Regions from separate parts of the Homo sapiens genome. Here region 2 is linked to region 1. The links are chromatin loops, found by intact Hi-C in ENCODE. Cell type or tissue: CD14-positive monocyte. All regions are shown on one strand. Each heading gives the region's core, and the rest is flanking DNA. Links, peaks and the distances in the headings are about the cores only.

Region 1 (11,251 bases), core at 3,308-8,307:
TTTGTGACCTGTTTAAAAACAAATCAAATTTATTGAACAAATGACAAGGCACAAATACTTTCAGAATTGTATTTCAGTTTTGAAGATTTAAAAAAAATGTGAAAATAAATATATATTAGTATCCTTTATTTTAAAGTCAATTGTAAACCAGAAGTACTGTTATTTTGGTGATTAAAATCCAAAACTTTAGCTGTATTTCAGTAACAAAAACATACCTTACTAGACTGTGATGGCTCACACCTGTAATCCCAGTGCTTTGGGAGGCTGAGGTGGGAAGATTCTTTGAGCCCAGGAGTTCAAGGCTGCAGTGAATTCTGATCGCACCACTGAACTCCAGCCCGTATGACAGAGTGAGACCCTGTTTCTAAAAACAAAACAAACAAACAAACAAACAACGTATCTTACTGACTAAACTGGAATGGAAATCTTATAATTAGTGTTGTATTTTTCTGCAAAATAGTGAATTGGTACTTGGGAGACTTCTGTTCTTTGTTGAAAAAAATTGCCTTTGTTTTGAAATTATATCACCTGTGTTCTGAACTAAAATGATGGGAGTTCATTTTGTATTTACTTTGCAGTAAGTATCATGTAAATATGCAAATGTTGAATGTAATATAGATTGTGTCCTCATTGAGTTTTTGGGTGATACAGTTTATAAATATAACAATTATACACCCTCATACATTCGTCTGATTTTGAGCTTGTAAGATGAGAACTGCTTTTTACACATTTAATAAAAAAAGGTCTCTGAATTATCTGATGTCATTTATCAAGCATCCTTCTGTGCACAGCGCTATATACTCCCCTTCATGTACATTATTTCAAACATTCTACTCTCTTCTCTTCTCACCTGTTATCTTTCTCTTAATGTTCTCCATCTATTGTGTCACAAAATTATGGGTCCACTCTTGAAATTTCTTTTAGAAAGGTGATAGAAAGTCCAGGCACGGTGGCTCATGCCTGTAATCCCAGCACTTTGGAAGGCCAAGGTGGGTGGATCACTTGAGGCCAGGAGTTCGAGACCAGCCCGGCCAACATGGCAAACGCTGTCTCTACAAAAAATACAAAAATTAGCCGGGTATTGTGGTGCATGCCTGTAATCCCAGCTACTACTCAGGAGGCTGAGGCAGGAGAATCACTTGAACTGGGAGGCAGAGGTTGCAGTGAGCCGAGGTCACACCACTGCACTCCAGCCTGGGCGACAGAGTGAGACCCTGTCTCAAAAAAAAAAAAAAAAAAAAAAAAAAAGGGATAGAGGCCAGGCATGGTGGCTCATGCCTGTAATCCTAACACTTTGGGAGGCCGAGGCGGTTGGATCAGTTGAGGTCAGGAGCTCAAGACCAGCCTGCAGCCTGGCCAACATGGTGAAACCCTGTCTCTACTAAACATACAAAAATGAGCAGGGTGTGGTGGTGTGCTTGCACTCCAGCCTGGGCGACAGAGCGAGAGCGAGACTCCATCTCAAAAAAAAAAAAAATTAAATAAATAAATAAATAAATATGATAGTGTGAAAAGATTCTAGTCAAACCAATTTCATAAAGTTTTTCACTTTTCTTTGAGAACAAAAATAATACCCACTGTTAGTAGTTTGGTAGAAAGTGCTTCAAAAGGATCCCTGCATGTACGACTTACAAAAAATGAAAATTTCCAACTGATAGTATATTTTAGGTCAGATTTTTAAGTTTTTTTTTTAAGGCTATTTTATTAAAAAAAAAAAAGTGGGCTCTGCGAACAGGGTTAGTCCATTCAGGCCTTCAATCCTGGTGGTGATTTTGTCCTTTTCAATGATGTGGACAATAACTCCCATGTCTGACACTGCATCCTGGTCCGCAGCATCCAGCATGGCTTGAGAGATGCTTTTTTTTTTTTTTTTTGAGACGGAGTCTCGCTTTGTCTCCCAGGCTGGAGTCCAGTGGCGCGATCTCGGCTCACTGCAAGCTCCACCTCCCGGGTTCACGCCATTCTCCTGCCTCAGCCTCCCTAGTAGCAGGGACTACAGGCACCCACCACCATGCCTCGCTAATTTTTTGTATTTTTAGTAGAGACGGGTTTCACCGTGTTAGCCAGGATGGTCTTGATCTCCTGACCTTTTGATCTGCCTGCCTCGGCCTCCCAAAGTGCTGGGGTTACAAGTTTATTCCTACTGTTTTACCTCAGTTTGTATGTATGAGGTCAGATTCCATTTAGTCTTCAGGTTAGCATTTGAGTGAGACTAGGTTTATTTTCAAAACCTGTAGGAGAATGAAGTGAGTAGTCAAGAGAGACAGTTCTAATGACTGCAATTTGAAAAGCACTTAAAGCAAAAATTCCAAAGAAACACACTGTAAAAGAAGGGCAATCAAAGAGAAGGTGGGTAAAATTTGGGATGGGATGGGGGTGGTGATTGAGAAAGAGAAAAGAACAGGCCTAGACCAACGTGGAAGGTCAAGGTAATTTATGCTTCATGTACGTACCCTGAATAAGGGAGGCTTATTCTGTAAAGAATAAACAATCCACCTATTTTTCTGTAAAGAATAAACAGAATCCACCTGTTTTTGGTTAAAAGTAACAAAAAGTCGCCCCCTACTGTCACTTTATTGTAAACGGAGGAAAAGTTTGTAGCTGTTCATTCTGGTTTAGACCATAAATATATTCCTAATGAGCTCTAGGAAGCCTGCAATGTTCAAATCCTGATAAGGATGGGCTGAAAATCACTCTGAGAATGATTTTCACTCTTATTTTTAGGCCTGACTTTTATTAGTCCATTAGAAGAGAGAGTTAAAAAGTACAAGGGAATACAGGCCTGGCGCGGTGGCTCATGCCTATAATCCCAGCACTTTGGGAGGCCGAGGCAGGTGGATCAGAAGGTCAGGAGTTCGAGACCAGCCTGGCCAACATGGTGAAACCCCGTCTCTACTAAAGATACAAAAAAGTGGCCAGGTGTGGTAGGGCGTGCCTGTAATCCCAGCTACTTGGGAGGCTGAGGCAGGAGAATCGCTTGAACCTGGGAGGCGGAGGTTGCAGTGAGCCAAGATCGCCCCATTGCACTCCAGCCTGGGTGACAGGGTGAGACTCCGTCTCAAAAAAAAAGACGAGGGAATACTAAGAAACAAAAATATGTCTATAAACCTGAAGGTTCCTAGGCTCCCCTTTGATTATAACATTTAAAATTTTAAAGCACATAGGGCCTTAGTAATATAGTGTTTAGGATTATGAACTCAAGTCAGATTGAAACCGGGCATGATGACTCACACCTATAATCCCAGCACTTTTGGAAGCTGAAGCAGGAGGATCACTTGAGCTCAGGAGTTCGAGACCAGCCTGGGCAACATAGTGAGACCCCCCCCCCCATCTCTGCCAAAAAAAAAAAAAGAAGAAAAGAAAAAATTAGACAGGTGTGGTGGCACATGCCTGTAGTTCCAGTTACTTGGGAGGCTGAGGTGGGTGGATCACTTGAACCCAGGAGGTCAAGGCAGTGAGCCATGATCCCACCACTGCACTCCAGCCTGGTGATAGAACATGACCCTGTCCCTAAATAAATAAATAAATAAAGTCAGACTGCTTTGGTTCATGTTCCTGCTTGATTTGGGGCATTAGACAAATTGCTTAAATTCTGTGTTCCTAAGTTTCTAAAATCGTGAAGTTAGGATTCTAAGAGCTTGTAACTTGATAAGGATGTAAAGTTTCATGATATCTATATAAAAGCCCTTATTAACAAAATAGTAAGAGCTCAAATGTTGGATATTATATCTTAGTACCTCGAAGTCACATATCTACATGGGGGACTACTTATTTTGCCACCTTTTGCACATCTATTTTTGCTCATCGGGTTTCCACTGCCTCTAATGTCTGCCTGTTGGAGACCTGTTTATTCTTTGCAAGTCAAATGGCACCTCTTTACAGTTTTTCTCACTGCCACCCAAAGAATTTATTTTTCTGTGTTCCCACAGTATTTTCATAATACATTGTCTTAACACAGTATTAGTTATGTGTTCATGTGTTTTTCAGATGCGTTCTGGGTATATGACTGAAGTGAGTCATAGGAAGCAGTGAACTGCTGCTGCCTGGAACCTCCCCCTACCCCATTCCCTGCAGTCCCACCCTCTGCCCAGCATGCTTAGGAACATTCATTGTAGGGAACCCAAACAATCCCTGTAAGTAGGAATTAAAGAGATAGAAGGTAACTAGAGTAAATAGATTAAGAAAGCAACCAGATGGCTTAACATGTCATCAGAGACTTTCTGTGCACTTTCATTTTCATGGTATGAAAGGTTAGGTGTATATTGCAAGTTCTGAGATGTACCTTGTCTTGCTGCTGCCCAAGACTGCCTTCTATGTAAGTTCCCCCTGAATAAATTTTTGGCTACCTACCAACCTGGAGTGGTCTACCTCTTCCTTTGGTCTGAGCTTGCCCTCCACTTATGGAGGCAATTATTGGTTCCAGTAGGGAGTTTTCCTAACATGAGATCAAAGATATTTCTTTCCTTTTCTTTTTTTTTTTGCCGGAGTCTTGCTCTGTTGCCAGGCTGGAGTGCAGTGGCTCGATCTCGGCTCACTGCAACCTCTGCCTCCCGGGTTCAAGCGATTCTCCTGCCTCAGCCTCCCAAGTAGCTGGGATTACAGGTGCGCGGCCCAAGATATTTCTTAATTATCTTTGTATTCCATGGTGCGGTGCCTGGTCTATAGCTTATTGTGAGGGCTGGCAAGTCTGAAATTTGTAGGGCAGGCCAACAGCTGAAAACCCAGGGAGGAGTCGATGTTGTAGTTTGAGTCCAAAGGCGGTCTGGAGGCAGAATTTCCTCTTCCCTGGGGATCTCAGTCTTTTTCTCTTAAAGCCTTCAACTGCTTGGATGAGGCCCCCACTATTATGGAGGACAATCTCCTTTAAGTCTACTGAATTAAATTTAATCTCATTTAAAAATACTTTCACAGCAACGTCTAGACTGGTGGTTGGCCAGATACTGGGCACCATGGCCTACCCAAATTCCCACATAAAATTAACATTCATAGTTGGTTTTCAGTATGTATTTTGGGCTTGAATTGAATCTTGTAGGAAAGAGATATACATATATTTTTAAAAGTTATAACGAAAAACTGGATTACATAAATGACAAATAAAGAATGTTACAATTAAAAAATTGAATTTCTGCAATTCAGACATGGCTAAGGAGCTTGTAATCCTTGGATAATACAAGCCACTGCTTCCATGCCTAATTATGTATTTAATTATACTAAAAAATAATGATAACAGGTCCTGAGATTTTAGAAATCAAATGAGCTCAGAGATAATGAGTGAACTGGAGGATAAAAAAATAGATGCCATGTCTATTTAGATTTATATATTCTCCATCAACTAGGGGCTGCTCAGTTCTCTTAAAAATAGCTTCAGGAAAGAGGTGGGCCAATTGAGAGCAGGCTCAACAGATAATCTGGCTCTCAGACTTTTTAACAGTACAAGGCACAAAAGGGATAATGCTGCCATCTTGTGGTATTGTTCTCCCAGTTCTACAAATTCTAGTATTGTCTCAATTGGTCTGATGAAGTTTGGCCGGCCTAGGCCTTTTTTCTTTTTTGAGATAGTCTTGCTCTGTTGCTCACACTAGAGTGCAGTGGCGCGATCTCGGCTCACTGCAACCTCTTTCTCCGGGTTCAAGCGACTCTTGTGCCTCAGCCTCCAAAGCAGCTGGGACTACAGGCACCCACCACCACCCCTGGCTAATTTTTTGTATTTTCAGTAGAGATGGGGTTTTGCCACGTTGGCCAGGCTGGTCTCGAACTCCTGGCCTCGGCCTCCCAAAGTGCTGGCATTACAGGTGGGAGCCACTGCTCCTGGCTGGCCTAAGCCTTTTTAACTATAACTTTTTAGGCAAATTAGGATTTTCTGTATGGTCTGACCTTTGTTTAAACAGTGAGATGCTTGAAAGCAATCTATCTGAAACATTTTATAGGATTTAAGATATTTTCTAACTTCTTGAGTCTCCCAGTTTGATGTTAGGCTTGAGGTTTTGATCAATTAATGATCAATTCATCTGTCATCTATTAACAGCCATGCTCAGAATCGTCATTTAAGAAAAACATTCCAGTCCAAAGATCTTGCTGGGATCTTTGGGATCCCATGTGTTTCCATGCTTTTATTCATCTGAGCCTACAATGTCAGGCCTTAACTGATTGGATATGGGGTGGACACCTGGCCCAAGAGTAGCCAACCCACGGGCTAGTCAGTGATGAATTGGCCTGGCAGGAGAAACTCTGCCTAGATGGAGACTGCAGGGAATCTCAATGGCTTAGTCAATTACCATCTGGGGAATATGCACTAGAATAGTCAGAGTCAACCCTTTAGTAATTAAATAAGTGAGAGGGCACACAGATACTGACAGAGTAGATGAGTATTAAGTGGAGATGAGTAGGAGGTTGATGAACTTCTGCTTCTGAAAGGGGACAAAGTAATCAGCTCCCTCAAAATGCCTTGGATCCTGAGCCAATTTGCCTGTATGGGCTCTGTGAGACTTGGGCGCTAGACTTTTCTTGGGTTCTAGGCTAAGGTTCTTGTTTTCCACATTTTCACAAACATTTTTACCATACCGCCCTCCTGTGCCTAACAGATCTCTGTTTATTGCAACTATAAGCATATCACTGTCTTGTAGGTTATTCTAGTAAGTTATATTTTTCAAAATGTTTTAATGTACATTATTTAATTTAATAATAAGGATCCTACTTAGGAGTTTATGTATTTTCCATGTCTGCTAATCCAGGAATTCAAGGACGAAGATATCAATGACCAGCACAGAGATGTAATCTTCCTCTCGGCCACACACCTGGGTGTTTCCCTTATTTTTTTGCTGCGTGTTTCCTTCATGTCGTCCAATTTCTTTTCTTATTCTCATATTTGGCTAGATTTTTAATACCAGATCTATGTCAGCTCCTTCTCAAACCTAAAATTCAGAGCCCCAGCTCTGTTGAGCGTGTATTATATTTCAGTTGCTTTATACATGTTATCTCATAACAGCAACCTTAGGAGGTAACTATTGTTATTACCATTTTACAGGTGAGGAAGCTGAGACGCATTGGGTCTGATAACTGCCCAGGATCACACAGGTGTAGGTGGTGGGGCTGGGATTTGATTTTTGGAAAAAGGTGAATTTTCTTAAGTTGGAGACCCTAGGAGTAGGGATAGAAATTGACCTTAGGAGTTTTACTTTAAATATCTTGATAAAACTATATCCATAATGGGGAATTATGGGGCTACACCAATCTATCTGCTATTTTTCTTTATCCAGTCTGATGATATTGGAAGAACAAAAGTGAAGAAGGCATGAGTTTCTCTGTAAGGAGAGAGCCTAGTGGTGAGGATACACAGAACTGTTATTTTCCTGCAAGGTTGCTTTAATTCTAGACAGCCGGTAAAACTCCACACCTCTAGGGATAGAAATGAGCAACAGTGAGACTAGAACTGGGTGAGATTTGGCTCAGGAGCGTCTCCTTGAGATAACAATGATGCTGATAGAAGGAAGACAAAGCTGCTAGGAGAAATTAACAACTGCGGGATGGTTAGGACATTCCCGTTAAGGCAGGGCTGTTTTGAGACATTTCATCCCCACCACCATCTGGAGAAATCTATCCTTGATTCTGCCTTCCTGGGCCTGCATTTCTGGGTCTGTAGCCTACCACTCAGCTCCATCTATTTTGCACCTTCATAGCTTTGAAGAAAGAGCATAGCTAGTACTAGAAGCGAAATTTTTATCACTGGAGAAAGTTAGTTTCCCTTAGGGATAAATGTACAGACAGGAGGTGATCCCTAAGACTCTTACTGGCATTAACGTACTGTGACATCAATGGCTCTTGCTGCAATTGCAGCTTCCAGGCAAATGCACTCATTGCAGGTGGGTTGTTTTTGGCCTTTAACCACCTCACAGCCTAGGCCTCAAGTGAGGAATCCTAAGATCTGTCAATTCACCCTCTCAGAATGGAGGAACAGGGAATAGACTGCTTCTGAGTCAGGGCAAGTACTTCTTTCCTGTTTGGATTGCAAGTATAATAGCAAGGAGAGAGGAGGTGAGGCACACACGAATCACTTTGTCCCTATGCAGTCTGCCTGGGAGCCGTCTTATTCTACTGACTCAAAAGACACTCCTGAAAGCAGTGCCATCCTGAGCAGCAGCTTGTATTACTTTACAAGTCAGACCTGTTATTAAAGACGCAGACTGGCATTTAAATCAGGCTGTGTCACACCCATCCTGGTCTTTGTTCTGGCTCCTATGGTGGCCAGGAGAATGTGCCTCACACACCTCCAGCCACAGGGAACAAAATGGCCTAAGGGCTCCATTGCTGTACTGAGACCTATCTGCATTTGCACCCAGGCATGCTTCCTATACAGGCTGCTCCTAGCAAATAGTTAAGGCCGGCAGGGATACTAAGACAGGTCTATTCCTGGAAGACATGGGACTTCTCTGACTTTGATTCAAGGACTCCCTGTTAGCCTTGCTGAAGCTCTGCTTGGTAGTTTAATGCTTCTCCCCAACCCTCCTTTACTTCTTCACTCAGGCAGATAGTACAGATAAGAACAAAGAGGCTGAAGGAAGTGGACGTGTTTGAAGGACTATATTATATAAGGCCGGGCCAGGCGCAGCGGCTTACACCTATAATCCCAGCACTTTGAGAGTCTGCGGCTGGTGGACTGCTTGAGCTCAGGAGTTCGAGACCAGCCTGGGCAACACGGTGAATCCCCATCTCTATTTTTGTAATAAGGTATTATATTTATTTTAAAATCGAAAATATAGGCCGGGAGCGGTGGCCCACGCCTGTAATCCCAGCACTTTGGGAGGCTCAGGCGGGTGGATCATGAGCTCAGGAGATCGAGACCATCCTGGCTAACACGGTGAAACCCCGTCTCTACTAAAAAAAAAAAAAAAAAATTAGCCGAGCGGGGTGGTGGGCGCCTGTAGTCCCAGCTACTCGGGAGGCTGAGGCAGGAGAATGGTGTGAACCTGGGAGGCGGAGCTTGCAGTGAGCTGAGATCACGCCACTGCACTCCAGCCTAGGTGACAGAGCGAGACTCCATCTCAAAAAAAAATATATATATATATATATTTAATTAAATATATATTTAAATGTATAATATATTTAATTTAATGTTTAAATATATAATATATTTAATTTAATATATATATAAAATTTAATATTGACCATCAGCGCGGCGTGCAGAACTTCTTAGTGATGGTAACCTTCTCATCAGTGCATTTCGATGGCTGGGAGAGTGGTGTATCTTGTGTGCCTTCTCATAGGACATATTCTCTGGTGGGTCTTTTGGCCATATATATATATTTAATATATATAATATATATATTAAATATATATTATATATATTAAATATATAAAAATATATATATTTTATTAAATATATATATTTTATTAAATATATATATTTATATATATTTATATATATTATATAATATATATTTATATATTTATATATATTTATATATTTATATATATTATATAATATATTATATTAAATATATATTATATATTTTATATTATATATTTAATATATATTAATATATTAATACAAATTATATTATAATAATTGTATATTATTTATATATAATTAATATATATTGAAATATATAAATATATAATAAATATATAATTAAATATATATTAATTATATTAATATATAATATATATTTAATATTTATAATATATAATATATAATATATTTTAATATATAGAATATATAATATATATTAAATATATAGAATATATAATATATATTAAATATATAGAATATATAATATATATTAAATATATAGAATATATATTAAATATATATTCTATATATTTAATATATATTCTATATATTAAATATATATATATGGCCAAAAGACCCACCAGAGAATATGTCCTATGAGAAGGCACACAAGATACACTATTCTCCCAGCCATCGAAATGCACTGATGAGAAGGGCACCATCACTAAGAAGTTCTGCAGGCCGTGCTGATGGTAGGAGTGGCGGTTACAATCTGAGCTTGTCAGCATCTGTGGGCATGATGGGGGCCAGGAGGTGGCACTTAACTGCCAGGAGCCAGGAGGCTTTAATTGCCTTACCCACCAAAAGGCAGGGTTTGAGTGACAATCACTGGGCTTTACCAGCAGGGGGTTGTGGACATGGTTAATGGAGCGTAGTGTCTATTTTGCACTTAGAAGCAAAACAGGCAGGCAGTCAACAAGGATGCTTTTAGCATCTATAACGGGATCAACAAACTGTTCAGGTAAAGGGCTAAATATTTTAGACTTTGCAAGTCATACACTCTTTGTGGCAACTGCTCAGCTCAGCTGTTGTAGCACAAAAGCAACCATAGACGATATGTAAGCAAACGAGTGTCCCGTGTTTTAACAAACCTTTGTTTATGAAAAATAGATGATTGACTAGATCAGGCCATCAATGGCTCCTGGGCCATCATATACTGATCCCTGATCTATTTATTTTTTTAAAGCAAATTGGAGGAGCAAGAGGCTGAGGGCAGTAATTTCAATAAAAATCCGGCTCCCTTGCCCAGTTCCCAGACTTAAGTTAATTTTTAGATCTGGATACATGGACTGGAGAGGTGGTTGAAGGAAGAACCGTGCAACATGATGGCAAACATATACTGTGATGATTCCCCTAGTCTCCTCAAAGGGACCTATGGCCATTTTCTTGGGTGACTATACACTGAAGGGGGAATAATCAGACATTTATAAAGTAATTGGACAGGCCAGGCGCAGTGGGTCATGCCTGTAATCCCAGCACTTTGGGAGGCTGAGGCTGGATCACTTGAGGTCAGGAGTTTGAGACCAGCCTGGCCAATATGGTGAAACCCTGTCTCTACTAAAAATACAAAAATTAGCTGGGCGTGGTGGTGGGCGCCTGTAATCCTGGCTACTTGGGAGGCTGAGGCAGGAGAATCGCTTGAACACAGGAGGCGGAGGTTGCAGCGAGCCGAGATCGTGCTGCTGCACTCCAGCCTGGGCGACAGAGCAAGACTCCCTCCCGCTAAAAAAAAAAAAAAAAACTATTGGACAAAGGGTCTGAGTTGCACTGATACTGAGAGACCCAAAGAAGCATCATAGCCCTGCTGTTAGAGCAGAGTTTAGGAGGACCAACTAAAAAATGGGGTGCTAGATAAAGCCCAGTTTACAATGGGCCCAGGAGGCCTGCAGATCCATTCAGTGGTCACACTACATCTTTTCCCACCACTCACACCTCCAACACCATGGGGGTCTGCTGGCAGAGCTG
Region 2 (10,120 bases), core at 5,044-10,043, 180 kb before region 1:
TGCTGGAACGTCCAGTGAACAAGGCAGGCATCAGACAAATTGTCAGTGAATTAATTACAATGGTCAGACGTGCTTCAAAAGAAGTAGAGGGTACGATGAGAGACTACTGCATGAAATGTATGAAGTCATAAAACGTTAAGCAGTTATTGGAAAGTTTCCTATTTCTGAGTGCAGCCAGGACTACTGGGAATAATTAAAGAAAAAACGTGATTTGTAGGTATAAAATATTCAATTAAAATAACACACTGACCTTTGCTTTTGAGTAATATGAAAATACCTAGAAAACTTACTGGAATTCTTACTATACATTTTCTTTGTTGGTTATTAATCTTATTGAACAAGGCAGCCATCCTGCACCTGACAAACCCTGGCCTGAACCCCTTAACTCAGACATCTAGCTGTGGGCCCCTGTTCTTTTCCAGAAAGTTTCTAGTAGGCTGGTAATTTAGCAACCATGCTTGTTCAAGGCTGAGCTGATTTGAAGATGTCTTTTTAAGTTGTAATTAAAGTCAGTCCTCCTCATCTGTGGGTTCCACATGGGCAGATTCAGCCAACCATGTGGGTTGAAAATACTTGAAAAAACAAACAAAAACAATACAACAATAAAAAATAGGCCAGGCGTGATGTCTCACACCTATAATCCCAGCACTTTGGAAGGCCGAGGCGGGCAGATCACCTAAGGTCAGGAGTTCAAGACCAACCTGGTCACCATGGTAAAAACCCATCTCTACTAAAAATACAAAAAATTAGCTGGGGCATGGTGGTGTGGGTCTGTAATCCCATCTACTCTGGGACTCAGGTAGGCCCCAGAATTGCTTGAACCCAGGAGGCAGAGGTTGCAGTGAGCCAAAATCACACCACTGCACTCTAGCCTGGGCGACCAAGCAAGACTGTTTCAAATAAATAAATACAAATTTTAAAAAATCACAAATAAAATACAATAGTGTAACAATTACTTGCATAGCATTTATATTATACTAGGTATTATGAGTAATTTAGAGATTTTTTTAAAGTATAACCAGGAGGACGTGTGTAGGCAACCTGCATATACTATACCATTTTATATCAGGGACTTGAGTATTCGTGGATTTTGGTGTCTGAGAGGGGTCCTGGAACCGATTCCCTGCAGATATAGAGGGATGACTGTAACTTCTCAACAGAACATTGAAAGCTTCCTGAGCATAAAGACTATGTGTCTCTTCTCACTGAAATGCTCAATAGATGACAAAATGAGATCAAGAATTTCTTTGATCCTGTTCGAATCTGATTTTAGAATGGCTCTGGACAACTTCCAAAAGCTGTATTCTTGATCTGTGAGAAAATTAAAACACCAGCTTCTGAACACCTTCTTTCTGGTATACTGGGAAGTGTAAACAGTTTTCCCTATAAACTGAACTCAAACTGCTTTCTGGGCCACATTATTGCTTAAGGCTGACTAACCTTAAACAACATAGAACATCCCTGGAACCTCCAAAATTCAGCAAATCCAGTGCTATAAGCCTGGTCATAAGGCAGCCACTGAAGGATGAGGTCAGGATTAACACATCCATCATCAGGAACAGGGAGAAAGAATGTCAACAAAAAATATTTAATAATGAAATTTCTATTTTTCTCAGAAAAGCCTGAGCTGGACTGATTAAATTCCTGGCCAGGCATGGTGGCTCACGCCTGTAATCCCAGCACTTTGGGAGGCCGAGGCGGGTGGATCACCTCACCTGACTCAGGCTGGTCAGGAGTTTGAGACCACCCTGGCCAACATGGTGAAACCCCGTCTCTACTAAAAAAAAAAAAACAGTTGGGCGTAATGGCTCACGCCTGTAATCCTGGCAACTCGGGAGGCTGAGGCAAGAGGATTGCTTGAACCCGGGAGGCAGAGGTTTCAGTAAGCCAAGATCGCACCACTGTACTCCAGCCTGGGCGACAGATCGAGACTCCATCCTAAAAAAAAAAAAAAAAAAAAAAATCTAAATTCCTGGGGTATGAACCAAGCAGCCATGTCTCCATGCCCCTGCAAGCCTGAGTGGCAGTAGCTAGAGAAAGGCTCTACAAGTTGCTGGTAACTGGAGGTGGGTGGGGAAGACCCCCCAAGGGATTATGGGCTCCGGGGCAGCCACAGAGGGTGATGCTGGTGAGTGTCCTGAGTGGGCTGCTTTGGGGGCTGCCAGGGTCTGAAGGGCTGGGAGCTGTGCCTGTTTCTCATCCTGGTCACCCAGGCAGTACTGGCCTGGCGGTGCCTTCTGGGCACCCTGGCCAGTACACAGGGCTTGGGGGCAGGGAGGACCCTAATTTCATGTCTATCCTCTGGTTGCTGGTGGTGAGGCTATGAATTCCATTACATTTTGGAGTGGGAAGTGTTCTTATTGCTAAAGAACTGAATGACAAACTTCTTTTCTGGGGTCTTGCCTTCACAACCTCAGGCAAAAGGGCAGAAAATCTGAAGGTTCTTAAGTCACATACAGTTGACCCTTGAACAACACAAGTTTAAACTCCTTGGGTCCTCTTATAATTAATTATTTTTTAGATGGAGTCTCACTCTGTCGCCCGGGCTAGAGTGCAGTGGCACGATCTCGACTCACTGCAAACTCTGCCTCCCGGGTTCAAACGATTCTCCTGCCTCAGCCTCCTGAGTAGCTGGGATTACAGGCACCTGCCACCACACTCGGCTAATTTTTCTATTTTTAGTAGAGACGGGGTTTCACCATGTTGGCCAGGCCGGTCTCGAACTCCTGACCTCAGGTGATCAGCCTCTTGGCCTCCCAAAGTGCTGGGATTTGCTTGGGTCCACTTATATGTGAATTTTCTTCCACCTCTGCCACACTGAAGCAGTGAACCAACCCCTCCTCTTCTTCCTCCTTCTCAGCCTACTCAATTTGAAGAGATGGAGACCTTTCTGATGACTCACTTCTGCTTAATGAATAGAAATATATTTTCTCAGCCAGGCCCGGTGGCTCATGCCTGTAATCCCAGCTACTTGGGAAGCTGAGGCAGGAGAATCACTTGAACTTAGGAGGCGGAGGTTGTAGTGAGCTGACATCGTCCCACTGCACTCCAGCCCAGGCGACAGAGCAAGACTCCGTCTCAAAAAAAAAAAGTGATATTTTCTTTTTATGATTTTCTTCATTTTTATTTTCTCTTGCTTGCTTTATTGTAAGAACTTTACCTATATAAAAAGCAAAATATGTGTTAGTCAACTGTTTAGATTATCAGTAAGGCTTCTGGTCAACACTGGATTATTAGTAGTTAAATATTGGGGGAGTCAAAAGTTATATGCAGATTTCTGACTATGTGGAGAGCAGGGGTGTGTAAGTTCCCCTAATCCCCAAGTTGTTCAAGGGTCAACTGTACTTGTTTTGGTGACAGTTTTTTATTGTTAGTTTTTTAAGAAACAGGGTTTTGGGCCGGGCGCAGTGGCTCACGTCTATAATCCCAGCACTTTGGGAGGCCGAGGCAGGTGGATCACTTGAGGTCAGGAGTTTGAAACCAGCCTGGCCAACATGGTGAAACCCCGTCTTTACTAAAAGTACAAAAAAAAAATAGCCAGGTGTGGTGACACATGCCTGTTAGTCCCAGCTACTTGAGAGGCTGAGGCAGGAGAATGGCTTGAACCCGGGAGGTGGAGGTTGCCGTGAGCTGAGATCACCCCACTGCACTCCAGCCTGGACAACAGAGCAAGACTCCATCTCAAAAAAGAAAGAAAGAAAGAAAGAAACAGGGTTTTGCTCTGTTGCCCAGGCTGGAGTGCAGTGGCACAATCATAACTCACTGTAACCTCAAGCTCCTGTGCTCAAGCAATCCTCTCGCCTCAGCCTCCCAAGTAGCTAGGACTACAGGCCCACATCACCATACCCAGCTAATTATTAAAATTTTTTGTAGACTGGGTGCAGTGGCTCATGCCTGTAATCCCAGCACTTTGGGAGGCCGAGGTAGGTGGATCACCTGAGGTCAGGAGTTCGAAACCAGCCTGGCCAACATGGTAAAACCCTTTCTGTACTAAAAATACAAAAAATTAGTTGGGCATGATGGGCCTGTGATCCCAGCTACTCAGGAGGCTGAGGCAGGAGAATTGCTTGAACCTGGGAGGCGGAGGTTGCAGTGGGCTGAGATTGCACCATTGCACTCCAGCCTGGGCAACAAGAGTGAAACTCTGTCTCAAAAAAAAAAATAAAATTTGTAGAGTCTGGCTATGTTATCTAGGCTGGTCTCAAATTCCTGGCCTTGAGTGATCCTCCCACCTCTGCCTCCGAAAGTGCTGGAATTGCAGGCCTGAGCCACGGCACCTGGCCAACAGAATTTATTGAGTAAATAATTCAAAATTGCTGCATTTGCCGTAATATTATTAATTGTAAAATATAAATGAGTCACCCAAAGCACAGTGTTATAATTCTTGAATCAGGGAAAGACCAAACTACATATTGACTTTGATATCTCAAAAGCTTGATATACCCAGGCATTATGAAAAGGAAGAAAAGTGTGGCTTTCTGGGTTTAATTTTTATTGCTGCAAATAGGAATAAGATCTTAAAGGTTATATGGGCAAATTATATCTGTAACTAACTACGTATAATTTGTGAATTTTAAAAATGTTTTATTTTAAACATTTCCAAACATACATAAAAGGAAGAGTACAACAAACCCACACATACCTATCACCTACGTTAAATAATTATTATTTTGTAAAATATTCCTAATTTGTTTTTTAGTTGAAGTGTTTTTGTTTCTGTTTTTTTTTTGAGATGGAGTTTTGCTCTTGTTGCCCACGCTGGAGTGCGATGGCGCTATCTTGACTCACTGCAAACTCCACCTCCCAGGTTTAAGTGGTTCTCCTTCCTCAGCCCCCGGAGTAGCTGGGATTACGCAATTACAGGCGCCCACCACCACACCTGGCTAATTTTCGGTATTTTTTAGTAGAGATGTTGGCCAGGCTGGTCTCGAACTCCTGACCTTACGTGATCCACCCACCTTGGCCTCCCAAAGTTCTGGGATTACAGGCGTGAGCCACCGCACCTGGCCTAGTTGAAATATTTTAAAGTAAATCCCAGACATCATAATATTTCTCCCTTAAATATTTCCACATACAAGCTCTGAAAAAGGGAGAGGCCATTTAAAAAATATAATCGCCGGCCAGGCGCGGTGGCTCACACCTGTAATCCCAGCACTTTGGGAGGCCAAGGCGGGCTGATCACGAGGTCAAGAGATTGAGACCATCCTGGCCAACACGGTGAAACCCCCTCTCTACTAAAAATACAAAAATTAGCTGGGCATGGTGGCGGGCGCCCATGGTCTCAGCTACTCGGGAAGCTGAGGCAGGAGAATTGTTTGAACCTGGGAGGCAGAGGTTGCAGTGAGCCGAGATATATATATATTGCAGTTATTGCAGTTATATATATATTGCAGTTATATATATATATAAACTGCAATACTATTATCACACCTAAGAAACTTAACAATATCCCTTTAATATCATCTAATGTCTGGATCCTATTTAAGTTTCCCACTTGCCCCCAAAATGTCTTTTTACAGTTGATTTGTCTTTTTGTATATTCAAATAAATACCCCACCTTTGGTAAGTTTTCTCAGACCCCCTTAGTTAGAATTAATCACCTGTCTTGGCAACAGATCATGCCTTGCATTAGAGTTATTTAGAGTTACTAAATTGCAAGCACCTTGAAGTAAGTGATTTGTGTCTTACTACTCTTTTTAATTCTGCTATGCCCCCATCCTCAGAATAATGCCTAGACTACTAAAAAACTGCATTACATTTTGAAAAGAAATGATACTGGCAAAGCACGGCTCTGTGTTTAAGGTCATTAATAGGCAATGGCTACACATTTTTAATTTCAATTTTGGGCTCATGAAATACTAATGTAAAATTTATTTCTTCTTCTTCTCTCTCTCTTCGTCCTGTTTCTCTTTCTCTCTCCCTCCCTTCCTTCCATCCTAGAAAAACTTCTGTTTCTTAATAACATGAGGTTTTTTTGTAGAATCTTCTGACAGAAGTAGCCTTAGAAGTCTTTCATTAAAAGGCTTCTCTGATTCTAGGTAATACAAACCAAGGAGAATTAATGTTGAATTTTCTTTGAAGTATATAACGTAGATCCATCCAATTAGCAAATGTCTCTAGTTACAGTTCTGGGGTTAAACAGTAAGAACGCTTGCCAGAGTAAGGGAGTGGGAAACTACATTTATGATCAGCCTTACATAAAACAAATCTTTGAGGCTGGGCGTGGTGGTTCACACCCATAATCCCAGCACTTTAGGAGGCTGAGGGGGGCGGATCACCTGAGGTCAGGAGTTCAAAACTAGCCTGGCCAACGTTGCAAAACCTGTCTCTACTAAAAATACAAAAATTAGCGGGGCGTGGTGGCACATGCCTGTATTCCCAGATGCCCAGGAGACTGAGGCATGAGAGTCGCTTTAGCCCATGAAGCAGAGGTTGCAGTGAGCCGAGATCACACCACTGCACTCCAGCCAGGGTGACAGAGCGAGACTCTGGCTCAAAAAACAAAACAAACAAAAAACCAAATCTTTGCATATAGTAACTATTTGTTGAGTGCCTACTACAAGCAGGACAGAATGCTTTACATATATTCTAACATTTTTTCCAACTCTCTCCCCTGCCAGGTTTGCCCCCATTTTGCAGATATATAAACTGAAACTCATGAAGGTTAAGTAGTTTACTTAAAGTCAGCTATTAATAATAAGTATAGCAGGGGCAGGCTCTGAACTCAGGTCCATTTGACTACAAAACCCAGGTTTAGAATGAAAATGGGGTTGAAACACAGCAGGGTCTAGCCAATTTCAGGGAACGTTAAGATGTTGCCTTTTAACTTTAACTTACAGCTTGAACTTCAAACTGTTTGTTTTAAAATAACTGGTCCTTTACTTATTGCAGTATTTAACAGAGGGGTGCAGACAGAACCATGGTGTTGGGCACCAGACAGACCTGCGTTCTGATGGCATCGCCGCCACTTACCAGTGACGTGACCAGAGCCTCTCTGAGTCTTAATAAGACTTTGCACCCACCTTGCCGAGGGGAATCTGGCTCAGTGTCTGGCACACACACAGCCCCTGGCTCTGTGAAATTGTTACCATTGCAGCCGCCTGCAAACTGCAAAGTGAGGTTGCTGGCTTAGAGGAGAGTTAGGAGGGAACCCAAAGACTAAACCAGCCGGCAGGGTCGTTTGCAGAAAGACCTTCTCCTGACAGCCTCCCCAGCTTATTCTTTTGTTTGTTCTCCCTCGACCTCGGGTTTTTGTTTTATTGTGTTTATTTGTTTGTTTTTGTTTTTTTGGGTTTTTTTTTTAGCAGAAAAAGTCAGGACGCCCTGGGAGTTATTCTGAAATAAACTTTACAATTTAATTTTAATGATCTCCATAGGTGCACAGACCACATTTTGGAGCTTTTAATGTGATTGGATTAATTCTAATTTACCCGCCTGCACCTGGGAGCCTCTCCTGGGACCCTCCGGTCTGCAGCTCATTTTTCCGGACCCCCTTTTATTGTTTATTTGCTTATTTAAATATTTTGTTTTATTCTATTTTATTTAAAACAGGGTCTCGCTCTGTTGCCCAGGCTGGAATACAGTGGTGTAATCTTGGCTCACTGCGACCTCAAAGGCCTGGACTCAAGCGATTCTCCTGCCTCGCCCTCCTCAGTAGCTGGGACTGCAGGCATGCAGCACCACGCCCGCTAATTTTTTTTAGTAGAGACGTGGTTTCGTCACGTTGGCCAGGCTGGACTCGAGTGATCCTCCTGCCTCAGCCTCCCAAAGTGTTGGGATTACAGTCCTAAGCCACCGCGCCAGGCCCGGATACCCTTTTAGAAGGGTTGGCTTTCCCTCAGGCCTCGGCTATCTGCGCTCCCCTCTTAGGGGGTTCCACCTCCTACTCCCCAAACCTCCAAACTCCTCACAAGCACCTAGGGGGGCCAAGAGCGACCGGGGTCGGCAGGTAAGGAAGACCGCGGCGAGCGGCAGGGGGCGCCAGCGCCCGCGTTCGGGCGCTTCACGTCAGCCGCAGAATGTCCTGCAGGGGGCGCCCGGGAGTCGCGTGCCCAACGGGGAAAGCGAGTCAGGTCCCTCGCGCTCCCCGCCCCACGCGCGTGACCAGAGCGCGCTGGCCCGGCCCACCCGGGGCGGTTGTGGTCGCTATATATAAGGTGGGGAGGCCGCCGGCCCGTTCGGTTCCGGGCGTTACCATCGTCCGTGCGCACCGCCCGGCGTCCAGGTGAGTCTCCCATCTGCAGAGACGCGGACGCGCCGGCCCGCAGTTGGCCTGCGGAGCGCGGTGGACGGTTTGGCGCCCACCAGGCGATCAATACTTTGGATTTTTAATTTCTAGATTTGGCAATTCTTCGCTGAAGTCATCATGAGCTTTTTCCAACTCCTGATGAAAAGGAAGGAAGTAAGTTTTAAAAACAATTGAAAATCTTGACTAAAGTTTTCATTTTTAAAGATGAAAAGATGGCACAGATTTTGAACAAAGTATAAAATAAATACAGTTGTTTTGCTGTGTTTCAAATGTTTCATATTGAAGTGTCCAAATGTGTCCCCTCCACCTGTTATTTGTTAGCTCATTCCCTTGGTGGTGTTCATGACTGTGGCGGCGGGTGGAGCCTCATCTTTCGCTGTGTATTCTCTTTGGAAAACCGATGTGATGTAAGTAGGTCTCAATTTATAAAAACGTTTTTGGCAGTGTTTGGATGACTTTTAGTTTATGAAATGTATAAGTTTCCTATTTTTTTCCCATGGATGAGAATGCCAAATTGTGAACTGGGAGTCAGGGTTAAAAAGCATCTTTTATCAGAAAACTCTTATGATATTGTCTACCAATGGGTCAGAAAATGAAAATTAGAAAAAAAAAAGAAAAAATTTAAAAAAACCCATGATATTAATCAAATTAGTTTATTTCTTGTGTTTATTCTTTTACCCATTGGCCCTTCTCCACTCTCTGGCAGTGAAGTAAAGCTTGTTTTTTTTTTTTTAAGTTTTGAAATTTAAAGTTCTTCAGTGGTTTTGGGAGATATATATCATGAAACAATCATTTTAATTAAAATTTTAAATTTTAGCTTATTAGATTTTTACTAATGTGGTAGAATTGATAGATTCAGTTGTCTACGATGAACCTAATCTCAACTTTGGGTAGAAGAAAGTAAAAAACAAAAACATGTATCCTGGAATATGAGGAAAAGATAAACTTGAAACTGTTGGAGGCTGGTGCAGGGCTGGAGAGGGCAGTCCTCTAACCGCTGGCAGAGGAGCCTAGAGCCCTGGAGTTCACCACCTGCAGAGTTCAACCTGCCCCTCCCACAGACTGAGATAAGAACATTATTGCATGTCCTTGGCTTGGCAGTTTCACTCCCATGGTTATTTGGTTTGTGGGATCCTTCCCCAATGCAGCCCAATCAAGAGAATACAGACCTCCTACCCTTTAGGGGAACTGATGTTTAATGTTTGAGCCACACCATGAAACTCCCTTAGAGAATTTTCAATCAATTTTAGTTGCTACTGATGGTTCCTGATCATTAGCAGACACATGCCTTAGTATGAGACTGGTTTTGTCCCTAACATGTTTATAAACCCAGTATCAGTGTTGGTTTAAATTCACATCTTTTAATGTTTAATTGGCTTTCTTTAATTTTAGCCTTGATCGAAAAAAAAATCCAGAACCTTGGGAAACTGTGGACCCTACTGTACCTCAAAAGGTATTGTTAAATTAAAAACAAATGATTTATATTTTGCCCAAACCTTAGCACCTTTGTGAGCAAAATAGATTTAGTACCTTACCCTTATTGTGTAACTTAGATCAATTGTGCCTTCATCGAGTAATTAAAATGAGGAAATTTTAAGAGCCTACTCTATGCCAGGAGCATTGTCCATCCACTCATGAGAAGCATATACACTTTTGGAACTATGGCTCACATAATACCTGGCAAACTTAAAAATCTGGATACCGGCCAGGCACGGTGTCTCACACCTGTAATGCCAACACTTTGGGAGGCCGAGGCGGGTGGATCACTTGAAGTCAGGAGTTCGAGACCAGCTTGGCCAACATGGTGAAATTCCATCTTTACTAAAAATACAAAAATTAGCTGGGTGTAGTAGAACGCACCTGTAAACCCAG

Evidence for each region. Peaks named below come from ENCODE experiments on the same cell type or tissue, not always from the same donor. Only the 100,000 strongest peaks of a DNase experiment are listed, where the experiment ranks them.
Region 2: it touches region 1 in a loop (4-fold over the local background); 19 of 110 quality-filtered maps call a loop at or near these places.

The regions. Positions count from the first base shown.
Region 1 is chr15:45,608,957-45,620,207 of GRCh38, forward strand. BLOC1S6 (biogenesis of lysosomal organelles complex 1 subunit 6) reads left to right here. Exons shown (of 5, transcript NM_012388.4): 5 at 1-752. Among named protein-coding and RNA genes, the nearest start is that of SQOR, 20 kb to the right of the region's middle. RefSeq lists an enhancer at 5,596-5,715. In CD14-positive monocyte, for the core only: CTCF peaks have their summits at 5,445 (motif pointing left) and 5,644; a DNase peak (open chromatin) is centred at 5,455.
Region 2 is chr15:45,422,432-45,432,551 of GRCh38, forward strand. COXFA4L3 (cytochrome c oxidase associated subunit FA4L3) reads left to right here and starts at 8,179. Exons shown (of 5, transcript NM_197955.3): 1 at 8,179-8,224; 2 at 8,339-8,401; 3 at 8,570-8,655; 4 at 9,641-9,701. The coding sequence starts at 8,366. RefSeq lists an enhancer at 2,170-2,669 and a silencer at 8,122-8,201. In CD14-positive monocyte, for the core only: CTCF peaks have their summits at 8,007 (motif pointing right) and 8,212; a DNase peak (open chromatin) is centred at 8,050; H3K4me3 peaks cover 720 bases; H3K27me3 peaks cover 2,214 bases.